Regions from separate parts of the Homo sapiens genome. Here region 1 is linked to region 2. A link is a contact called in ENCODE Hi-C or POLR2A ChIA-PET data. All regions are on one chromosome and are shown on one strand. The core of a region is the stretch at or near the end of the contact, and the rest is flanking DNA. Distances in the headings are between cores, read along the strand shown. Region 1 overlaps NAP1L1 (nucleosome assembly protein 1 like 1). Region 2 overlaps LOC105369850 (a long non-coding RNA gene).

Evidence for each region. Hi-C counts contacts between places; a loop is a spot of excess contacts on that map. ChIA-PET counts read pairs that join two places held with the same protein, here RNA polymerase II (POLR2A). Pooled maps may share reads with other maps.
Region 1: a map with no recorded cell type shows a loop between it and region 2 (5-fold over the local background). The contact joins two enhancer-like sites. A Hi-C loop is called at or near these places in 3 of 168 maps with a recorded cell type or tissue (A673, K562 and heart left ventricle), 1 of 37 single-sample maps with no recorded cell type and 1 of 50 pooled maps. POLR2A ChIA-PET finds 5 or more read pairs at or near these places in 1 of 52 experiments (activated T-cell).

Annotation. Positions count from the first base shown.
Region 1 is chr12:76,056,236-76,061,796 of GRCh38, reverse strand. NAP1L1 (nucleosome assembly protein 1 like 1) reads left to right here. Exons shown (of 15, transcript NM_004537.7): 5 at 1,518-1,659; 6 at 1,919-1,999. It also overlaps the pseudogene DENRP2. Among named protein-coding and RNA genes, the nearest start is that of NAP1L1, 26 kb to the left of the region's middle. RefSeq lists an enhancer at 5,545-5,561. Within about 2 kb of position 4,311, at least 2 of the 41 ENCODE cell types and tissues checked have a DNase peak (open chromatin) inside an H3K27ac peak, as active enhancers do.
Region 2 is chr12:76,583,464-76,589,406 of GRCh38, reverse strand. The region is part of intron 3 of LOC105369850 (a long non-coding RNA gene); the gene reads right to left. Among named protein-coding and RNA genes, the nearest start is that of OSBPL8, 27 kb to the right of the region's middle. RefSeq lists silencers at 52-252, 5,202-5,402. Within about 2 kb of position 1,391, at least 3 of the 41 ENCODE cell types and tissues checked have a DNase peak (open chromatin) inside an H3K27ac peak, as active enhancers do.

The DNA of each region.
Region 1 (5,561 bases), core at 3,062-5,561, 530 kb after region 2:
AGTGTTTGTTTTTTATTTCTAATAATCTTAAGTAAACTGGTGGCTAAGTAAGTGAATTATTTGATTTACAAAAGTTTGTGGCAGGAAAGTTTAACCTGGATTTTGTATCTGTTGCACAGATTCCCTGAAGTTATTTAAATTTTAAGTGTGAACATTTATTGTTAGAGAGGTTTAATCATTCTTTAGGAGACTCATAACCTAGTGTGTATAACCTTTTAAAAATCAGTGCCCCCTGTTCACATTAGCAGACATGGAATCAACCTAAATGCCCATCAGTGACAGATCTGATACAGAAAATGTATACACCACGTAATACTTGCAGCCATACAAAGAACGAGATCATGTCTTTTGTGGGAACGTGGACGGAGCTAGAGGCTATTATCCTTAACAAACTAACACATGAACAGAGAACCAAATATCGTACATTCTTACTTACCAGTAGGAGCTAAATGATGAGAACTCATGAACACAAAGAAGGAAACAACAGACACTGGGGTTACTTGAGGGTGGAGTGTGGGAGGAGGGAGAGGAGCAGAAAATTAAGTATTGGGTACTGGGCTTAATACTTGGGTGATAAAATAATCTGTATAGCAAACCTTCACATACACCCCTAAACCTAAAATAAAATTTTAACAAAATAGTGCTTCACAGTTCATTGTATGGTGTATGAACTTTATCTCATCAAAGCTGTTATTTATTTTTGAGACAGGGTCTCATTCTGTCAGCCAGGCTGGAGTGCAGTGGTGGTGCAATCTTGCTCAATTCAGCCTCGACATCCCAGGCTCAGGTGATGCTCTCATCTTAGCCTTCCAAGTGGCTGGGACCACAGGCATGCACCACCACACCCAGCTAATTTTTGTATTTTTTGTAAGGACAGGGTTTTGTCATGTTGCCCAGGCTGGTCTTGAGTTTTTGGGCTAAAGGAATCCACCTGCCTCGGCTTCCCAAGGTGCTGGGACTACAGTTGTGAGCCATAGCACCTGGCCCTAAAGCTGTTATTTTAAAAATACATGTCTCCTCTTTATAGTATGTTACACTTGTATTTAATAATGTAATTACTAATTCCTAATTAAATATGGAGACTAAAAAAATAATGGTGTGTGGAATCTTGTCCTTTTTCCTGATATGTCTATGCTCCCCTCCTTTTTCCTAATAACTTGTATGGGTGAGATATATGTAAAAGAAAAATCCAAGTAATCATTGTTCTCAGAATTAAGATGGTCTGTCCATGACTTCAGCAATGACAAGTCCAACACTTAACTTGGGTAAAGATTTAGGGTTGACAATATGATTTACATTTTGTTTATCAATTTACCCAGTTACATTTCTACTTTTGAAATATAGCCAGTGGATCAATGTATTTATATCTATTTGATTTTTATTTACTTTGAATCTACCTTTTGCTTCAGATAAAAAACCTGTCATTCACTAACTCCAATGCTTCAGTTTCAGTATGACAAAAGAAGTGTGACTTCCATTTTACTCTGATGCTATATAACTGATTTCTAACCTTTCAGCCTGCCTAGGGTAGTTAAAAGACGAGTGAATGCTCTCAAAAACCTGCAAGTTAAATGTGCACAGATAGAAGCCAAATTCTATGAGGAAGTTCACGATCTTGAAAGGAAGTATGCTGTTCTCTATCAGCCTCTATTTGATAAGGTAATGCTTTCTCCTACTTTGTTTAATTTAACATTCTAGAAGACGAATTCTAGAAACATAAGCAGACTTGGAAGAGGTTAATCTTTAGAACTCTCATTGAAATTGTTATTAGAGGCAGCACTTGGAGGAACTATCAATAATAGCAGTTAAAGTTGTGGTATGCATTTGTTAAATTTGTAAGACTTCTTAGTGAGAAACCACTGGTTTTAGCTTGGATGCCAGTGTTTTTATACAGCCTTTTTTTTTTAAATCATTTTAGCGATTTGAAATTATTAATGCAATTTATGAACCTACGGAAGAAGAATGTGAATGGAAACCAGATGAAGAAGATGAGATTTCGGTTAGTACCAACTTTATTTTGGTATGTTTTTAAGATGATAAAATCTTAGGACTTGTCAGAAATGTTAGCATTTAATGATGGAGTACAATATTATATAACCAGTTGTATTTTTTCATTTTTTAATTTTACGTCTTTATTACACGTTTTTCTATTACTTTATTTTTAAAAAACAGTCATTCAAGATTGTAATTTGCATGGCAATAAGCAGCGGTTTCATGGGTTCTAAGTTTCTTAAGTGTCCACAGCAGTTTAAAACACCACAAGTCTTATTTCCAATTTGCAGCACCTGACTTAAAGTTCGAATTCATCTGATGGAGCATTAAAACTGTCATTTTCTCTTGTGAAAAGACATAATTGCTATTTCCAGGACTGTATATTGAACATGGTTGTACATTATTTTTAATTGGTTAGTAGAATTTTACTCATGTAATTTATATCCAGAATAAGAACCTCTAGCATCTCTGAATGGCCTTCCTCTCAGAACGATGATGATTAAATGTCTAAAATGTATCTGGGGTGCCCCCACTTGACATTACCAAACATGTTTCCAAATAATCTTAGAAAATATGATTCTTTAAACATATGCATACCACATCTTTAAACATAAACATACCACACAGTGCACCATCACTTCCTTAACCATTTTCCAATTGTTCACTTATAACATTTGCAATTTTTTATTATAAATCATATTGTGATGAATACTTTCATCCATAAGTTTTATTGCAAGGCTTATTGTTTCTTCTAATGTCTTCTAATTTCAAAGAAGTGGCTTACTGGTTCAAACAGTGCACATACGTGGTTTTAAGGCTTTTAGTATACTTTACCAAATAATCTCCAGAATAGCTCCAACAACTCCTACCAACAGTATGTTATTGTGCCCATAGGGTGGACTTGATAACAGCAAAGCAAATTCAACCACAGATATATTAGATTCTCACCCATCTCAAAACTATCACATCAGAGAAGCAAGGAGACATATTATTGGTGAGGAAGCCAAATTCAAATTCTTTTAAAAAATCACTCAGCTTTAGATCAGTAAAATAATCAACAAAAATGGTCACCGCAAAGTCTACCGGGTTTTTCAAAAAATAAAAAGAGAGAAAGAGAAAGGCCAGGCGCAGTGGCTCATGCCTGTAATCCCAGCACTTTGGGAGGCCTAGGTGGGCCAATCACTAGGTCAGGAGTTCGAGACCAGCCTGGCCAACATGGTGAAATCCCATCTCTACTAAAAATACAAAATATTAGCTGGGTGTGGAGGCGGGTGCCTCTAATCCCACCTACTCGGGAGGCTCAGGCAGGAGAATCACTTGAACTCGGGAAGTCGAGGTTGCAGTGAGCCGAGATCGCACCACTGCGCTCCAGCCCAGGCGACAGTGTGAGACTCCGTCTCAAAAAAAAAAAAAAAAAGTACCAAATAACCAAAATTTTTTATTTGACTAAATTCTGTTCATGTATGAGCATGACAGTCTCTCCTGTTTATTTGACTTTGGCAATAAAAAAATAAGCAGCCTTGTACAGAACAGGGAAAATGCCAAGAACGAAGGCAGTCTACAGTTTTACTGTAGAATACATATATATATATATATATATATATATATATGTAGGCCTCTCTCCCTTTGGCCATATCTACTGTCAGTTCAGGCCATTAACTACAGACAAATTTTCAAATTCACTTCTTCTCCAAGATCTTCGATGCTGTCATCATCTACTTCTGTCTGTTTTTCCTGAATGACCTCAATTATGTCATCTGTAAAGTCTCCTTGAATGATAATTTCATCCTCCTCTGTTACTGAGGCACCACAGGAGAATTTTTGAGCAAAAAATCTTTGTGTGATTTAAGATCAATTTCAAAAGTTACAAGGCCACAACCCTTGTCACATATTTCTTTGCTCTGGGAATTTTGGCTATAGTAACCTTTTGTGGTACCGTCTTTGTTTTTTTGTTTTATTTGACCCCTTCCACCTCTCTTCTGTTTTTTCTTCTCCTCTTCTTCCCCTGCTGTTCCTTGACCTTGACAGATTCCAGCTTCTTGTTTGGGTGAATTTTCCACAGTAAGTTTTGCATATTCATTTGGAAAATTCTTCTCTAATCATTGTCTACATTTAGCAACATCAGGCATATATTCACAGTACTCTATTGGTAATGAACAGACTCCACAATAAAGGACTCAAAGTAGGTAATCAGCATCTAACTTGGCTCTGTTCCTTGGGTCTCCTTTGCAGTCAGCCCTATTGGAATCGGAAACGTCAGCAGCCATTTCACAAACCCAGGCAGTTGCACAGGCCCCGCCAGCTCTGCTCCCGCCACTGTTGCCAGCTGAGCCGACAAATGCAACTCGTTTCCCCGGCCAGGGCCTCCCTAGAGCATCAGTTGTATTTTTATACCTAGGAAATATTTTTCCTTTTTGTAAGAATGATAATGCAGATGAACTGTTATTCAACCTGGCACCACCATCTGTACTCAAAAAGTCATTATTTCCTTACATTTTATAGTTTTTTTGTTTAAGAGACAGGGACTTGCTGTGTTGCCCAGGCTGGAGTACACTGGCATGATCTTGGCTCACTGCAGCTCATTCCTGGGCCCAAGCTATTCTCCCACCTCAGCCTCCCAAGTTGCTAGGACTATCTGAAGCTACTATGCCCAGCTTAATCTACTTTTTTTTGTAGAGGCAGAGTCTTCTTGCCTAGGCTGGTCTTAGACTCCTGGCTTCAAGCAATCTTCGCACCTCAGCCTCCCAAACTGTTGGGATTATGGGCTTGAACCACTGAGCCACTGTGCCCAGCCTATTTTTATAGTTTTTTTGAGTCTCTGTTGCCCAGGCTGGAGTGCAGTCTCGGCTTATTGCAACCTCCACCTCCTGGGTTCAAGCAATTCTTCTGCCTCCTTCTCCCAGTAACTGGATAACAGGCGTGCGCCACCATGCCTGACTAATTTTTTGTACTTTTAGTAAAGATGGGGTTTCGCCATGTTGGCCAGGCTGGTCTCCAACTCCTGACCTTAAATGATCCACCCACCTCACTTCCCAAAGTGCTGGGATTACAAGCGTGAGCCACTGCGCCTGGCTTACAGTTTTTAGTTTGTAGATTCATTATATTCTTTTTTTTTTTTTAACTTCATGGTAGGCTGAGGATTGTTGCCATTTTCAAGTGAAGACATGGAGGCTTCTAAGTGACTTGCCCACAATGAATAATGGCAGAGCTGTGACACACATTCAGTGCTGTGTTAAGTGTTCCACCTCTCTAGCATTGCTATTTTATGTTGTTTGGTAAAGAGAATATAATGTTTTGATTAAGAACACCATGGGGTGAGGCAATGGACCAAATTAGTATTTCTGTTGCTTTTCTTGTTTATTATGCTTAAGTCTTCATTTTTAATTAGTTTTTACATTTTTTTTTTACTAAAATGGTTTTTCCTACACATCTTGGTCACCTTAGTGGTTCTCTTTGGAGGGGTGTGGTAGCAGTAATTTTGATGGGATTAAGGTTTGTTATGGGCAACGGCGGTGTTTACACAGATAGACTAGAACTTTGAAGGTAATATCTGGTGACTGTGCTTTTTG
Region 2 (5,943 bases), core at 142-2,641:
TGGCCAAGTTATATGTCAAATCACAAAGGTGAAATGAGATGACTGTCAGGTCATATGTTTGAGGGGGAGGAATGGAATTACAAAGAAAGGGATACCATGACACTTGGAGAAAGAGTTATGAGGAAAGAAAACCAATGGGGTGCTTAAGAAAAGGGCTTGAGTCAGAGTCAGCTGGATACCATGTCTGACACAGTGAACTATGATAATCCTCACAAAACATTTCTAAAATGATTGCCTTAGGATTGCACTGGCTGCATGGCCAGGGTTCTCATTTCTCATTTCCTTTTCTTAGAATTAAGGTGATGCTCTTTGAAATGTCTAAAGATAGATGACTACCATTGGTAGTCAACCCTGAGGTTTTTTATGTACAGGCCCAGCACTGAGCTAAGTGTTTTGTATGCAATTGCACAACATCTTTATGAGGATAGATGCTATTATTATCTGTTTCTCTAAGCATGGGGAAACTGTTAACCTCAGGGTGTTGAGTAACTTGCCCAACATCATACAGCTAGTAAATAACAGAGCCAAGACCCAAGACCTAGGCCCGCATTTGCTGGCTTAAAAGTTTAAGCTTTTTGCTTTTTTTTTTTTTTTCCAGTGGTGCTATCTAAGCTTACTGCAACCTCTGTCTCCCAGGTTCAAGCAATTATTCTGCCTCAGCCTCCCAAGTAGTTGAGATTGCAGGCATGCACCCCCATGCCTGGCTAATTTTTAAATTTTTAGTAGAGATGGGGTCTCACCATGTTGGCCAGGCTGGTCTCGAACTCCTGAACTCAGGTGATCCATCTGCCTCAGTCTCCCAAAGTGCTGGGATTACAGGTGTGAGCCACCGTGCCTGGCCCCAAGGTTAAGCTTTTAACCACTGCATCACACTGCACCTCAGGTTTCAAGATAGGGAAACTCAATTTTTAAAAATATTTATAAAGCATTTACATTTTTTCCATATCTCATTTTATAAAGTGTCTTAGCTAGTAAGCTTAAAAATTATTTTCTTCGGCCAGGCATGGTGGCTCATGCCTGTAATCGCAGCACTTTGGGAGGCCGAGGCTAGCAGATCACCTGAGGTCAGGAGTTTGAGACCAGCCTGGCCAACATGATGAAACCCCATCTCTACTAAAAATACAAAATTAGCCAGGCATGTTGGCACGTGCCTGTAATCCCAGCTACTTGGGAGGCTGAGGCAGGAGAGTCACTTGAATCTGGGAGGCAGAGGTTGCAGTGAGCTGAGATCACGCCATTGCACTCCAGCCTGGACAAAAAGAGCGAAACTCTGTTTCAAAACAAAAATAAATAAATAAAATAAAATAATTTTCTTATCAAGAAAATGCAAATTAATCTGCAGTGACAGAGAGTGGATCAGTGGTAACTTGAGGATGGGAAAGTCCCAAGAGTGGCAGGAAGAAGAAATTACAAAATAGCATGAAGAAACTTTCGGGAATGAAAATCAAAATTTGTAAACATATTTATCACTGCCAAAAGTTAAAGAGTCTTGCTCAAGATTAGCCTGAGAGTTAGTAGCAGAGACAGGATAAAAATATAGTTTTTAAGCTTCTTGAACAAGTGTTTTTTTCCTCTCAATTTGGTAAATTATTTCCATATGGTTTTAAAAAGGATATGAAGAGACATAAAATATGACATGAGTATTATAGAAAGAAAATTGTGTTTAGGAATTTTGGGCAGCACTATTCACAATAGCAAAGACATGGAATCAGTCTAAATGCCCATCAATGGTAGACTGAATAAAGAAAATGTGGTACATAGACACCATGGAATACTATGCAGCCATAAAAAAGAATGAGATCATGTCTTTTGTGGGAACATGGATTGAGCTGGAGGCCATTAGCCTTACCAAACTAACACAGGAACAGAAAACCAAATACTGCATGTTCTCACTTATAAGTGAGAGCTAAATGATGAGAACTCATGGACACAAACAGGGGAAAAACAGACACTGGGGCCTACTTGAGGGTGGAGGGTGAGAGAAGAGAGAGGAGCAGAAAAAATAACTTCTGGGTACTAGGCTTAGTACCAGGGTAACGAAATAATCTGTAAAACAAACCCCCATGACATGAGTTTACCTATATAACAAACGTGCACATGTACTCCTCAACCTAAAACAAAAGTTAAAGAAGAAAGGGAGCCTGTGAAGCCCCTCAGTCACTCCTCCTACATCTCATCCTGTTCTCCCACTGATCTAGCTTAAAGTCTTCCTGCTGGAACATTTCACCCTATACCAGGTGGTGGGGAAAAAAATTTTTTTTATTAACTTACGTATCTCAATTGAGCATTGGAAGTCTATTGTGAATTCATCTGATGAAAAAGTTGAATGCATCTCTTCAGAAGTTTATCATTATCATCTGCAATCTACTGAGAACTTTTTAAAAAATGAATCCTGCAATTGTATGGCCAGCAGGGGGCAACTAAATACTTCCCAAAACAGCATCTTGTATAAGAGAACAAGTTAAAATTGGAGACTGTTAGCATTCTTAGCTGTGTAGGAGAGCTGACTTCCTTCTAAAATGATAATTAACACCTAGACACATTCTCACAATACTGAATTTGTGAAGATAATTGGAACAGTTTCCTAAGTGGACAGATTATAAAACCACATTCTGGGGCCTGTATGTGGCAGATTTGTTTTGGCTGTTTTTTCAGTCCACAAGGTTCCTTGCAAAAATTTATGTATTTTATGATGAATAGCTTTGTAAAACTTCTTGTATTATAGAAAATATAATGAATCTTGACTTATTTCTGTAGGTTATTTTAGAATTCTGCTATTTTTACTTAACATTCAAAGATAAAAGTAAATAGGGATTGCAGAGGATCTTGTTCTTAAAGTATAATAAAGAATCATTTCTTAGCCCTGTTTTATAGAACTAATTTTTAAGCTTGTTATATTAGTTAGGGTTGTCCAGAGAAACCAAACCAACAGAATGTGTATACATATAGATATTATAGATATAGATGTTTATTTTAAGGAATTGGCACACATGATTGTGGGGACTCAGTTTCTGCTTGAGTCCAAAGGCAACCTGCTGGCAGAATTCCTTCCTTCTCTGGGGAGGTCAGTCTTTGATTTATGAAGGCCTTCAACCGATTGATGAGGCCCGTCCATATTATGGAAAGTAATCTGCTTTACTTAAAATCCACTGGTTAAAATGTTAATCTCATCCAAAAACACCTTCACCAAAACATCCAGAATAACGTTTAACCAAATATCTGGGTACCACAGCCCAGCCAAGTTGTCAAATAAAATAACCATCACAGTTGCCTATTTCTTTACATCACAGTCTCAAAGTCGTAGGAGATCTATATGGTGAAATAGCTCAACCCTCCTCCAGATGCAGCTGCAATGCCTGGCAAAGAGAAAGCATTTAGCAAATATATGCTGATTTGAATTGAACTGAATGTATATGAATTGAATTAAATATCCCTAGTGGTGGCTAGGTTCTGCCAGGCTTCCAGTGCGGTGCTGGGAGGTAATGGAAGATAGAAGTTAGGCACAGGCTCTGGAGTCAGATAGGTCCATATGCTGAGGCTCCCCTACTTACCTTATATGTACCTTTGGATGAATAACTTAATTTTTCTAAGCCTACATTTCTTCACCTATATAAAAACAACAGTCATAATAGCTATTTATGCTACATATTGCTTTGTTAATCAATATTTACTTCTCTTTCCTTTCTGGCCACTCAGTGGATTGACTGTATTCCTCAGCGACCCTACAACTGAATGGAGCCATGTGACTTGGTCTGGCCAGTGAAAACTGTAGATTTTACGTGTGTCACCTTCAGGATGTGGCAGTAAAAGGTCGATATGAAATTTTTTTCTTTCCCGACTGTGGCAACCATGGAAAAAGATTCATCTTAAGATGGCAGCACCACAAGGTTGAAGCTGCCTGGATTATCACGTTGTTGCATGGAAGACAGTTGCCTGGAGAGTTGCCTGCAGCCAGAGCTAACTTTTTGTTAAACATTTGCTTTTTCTCCCAACTGCAGCACAACCTAGACTATTCTCATGTATTGTCTCACAGAGTTGTTTTGAGGATTCAATCAGATATTGTTTCGCAGGAAACTGCTCATTTGACAAGCCATAAGCACTCAAATGTTATAATTATGATATTTCTTTGCCTTGATCATTATAGCAATTCAAAACTCAAACAATAAAATTAGAGTACCAGGTAACTTTTGTTTAAAGTATTAGTATTCTAACTCTTTAAACTTCTCCTCTGAACACTGCCTTGCACACAGTAGGCATTCATAAATAAACAAAAAAAATTTTTTTTTTTTGAGACAGGGTCTCACTCTGTCACCCAGGCTTTAACATGGTGCTACAACCAAGGCTCACTTTAGCCTTGACCTCCTGGGCTCAAGCAATCCTCCTGTGTCGGACTCCCAAGATACTGGGATTACAGACATAAGCTGCCACACTTGGCTGCTGGGATATTTTATTCCCTTATTGTTAGACTGGCAAGATTTAAGTTTATTTCTTTTGCTAGACCTAGGTTCTCATAAAACAACTACTTTTGGTTAGAGTTACCTATTAAAAAATGTATTACTATCCTGTCATTAATGGGGCTTAGGCAGTGATAGCTGCTCACACATCTTAACTCTTCCCTGAATTCAGACCCAATTGATAGGAAGCCAAAAAGATAAAATACCAACTTCTCGGCTTGGCATGGTGGCTCATGACTATAAGCCCAGCACTTCAGAAGGCCGAGGTGGGAGAGTTGCTTGAGTCCAGGAGTTCAAGATCAGCCTAGCATAGGGAGACTCCATCTCTACAAAATGTTTGAAAAATTAGCCAGGCATGTGGCATATGTCTGTAGTCCCAGCTACTTGGGAGACTGAGGTAGGAGGATCGCTTGAGCCAAGGAGGTAGAGGCTGCAGTGAGCAGTGATATTATGCCATTGCACTCCAGCCTGGGTGACAGAGTGAGACTTCATTTCAAAAAAGCTTCCTAAGATAAAGCTGATTGGATGTATTATAATATACAACCATGACCAGGTTTTTCAATATTTCTTTTTTTTTTTTTTAGACGGAGTCTCACTCTGTCACCCAGGCTGGAGTGCAGTGGCGTGATCTCAGCTCACTGCAACCTCTGCCTCCTGGGTTCAAGCAATTCTCCTGCCTCAGCCTCCCGAGTAGCTGGGATTACAGGCACCTGCCACCATGCCCAGCTAATTTTTGTATTTTTGGTAGAGACGGGGTTTCACCATGTTGGCCAAGCTGGTCAAATACTTCCTAAGTCCAAATGGGTGATGACTCGCCACAGGAGAATTTGAGTCTGCACGATGGATAGACTTGTGTAGAATCACTGTTTCTGCTTGGTGAGATCAACAGTAGAAAGAATGAGAGTTAGGCCTCAGGCCTGTTCTAGAAGACAAGCATAGGCCCTAATCCGTGTGTTTTTAGTTTATGACATATATTGAGGAACTGAGCAGAATATAATTTCTTGTGGGTGGGAAGATTTGAAAAAGATGGCAAGAAATGGCTTGGGTTTTATGTTTTTCTCCCCAAATCACCAATTAAATACAAAACTCCTTCCACTTGGGGAAAGTGGCAGAAAGAAAGATGAAATTTCCTCTTGACTCTATAGTTCTGAAAGAAACATATTTCTATTTTAAGAGCCAGGTAGGAAAACTGTGAGGCAGAGAAGATGGTTCCTTTTAATATAAACAAATAAATTATTGTTCTTGTGGTCTGAATGTTTATGTTCCCCCAAAATTCAAATGTTGAACTCCTCACCTCCAAAATGATGGTATTGGGAGGCGGGGCATTTGGGATATTATTAGATTATAGGGTTATTTCCCTCATTAATAAGATTACTGCCATTATAAAATGGGCCTGAGAGAGAACCCTCAGCCCTTCCACCGTGTGAGGTTAGAATGAGAAGACAGCTGTCTATGAGGAAGTAGACCCTTACCAGACACTGCATCTGCC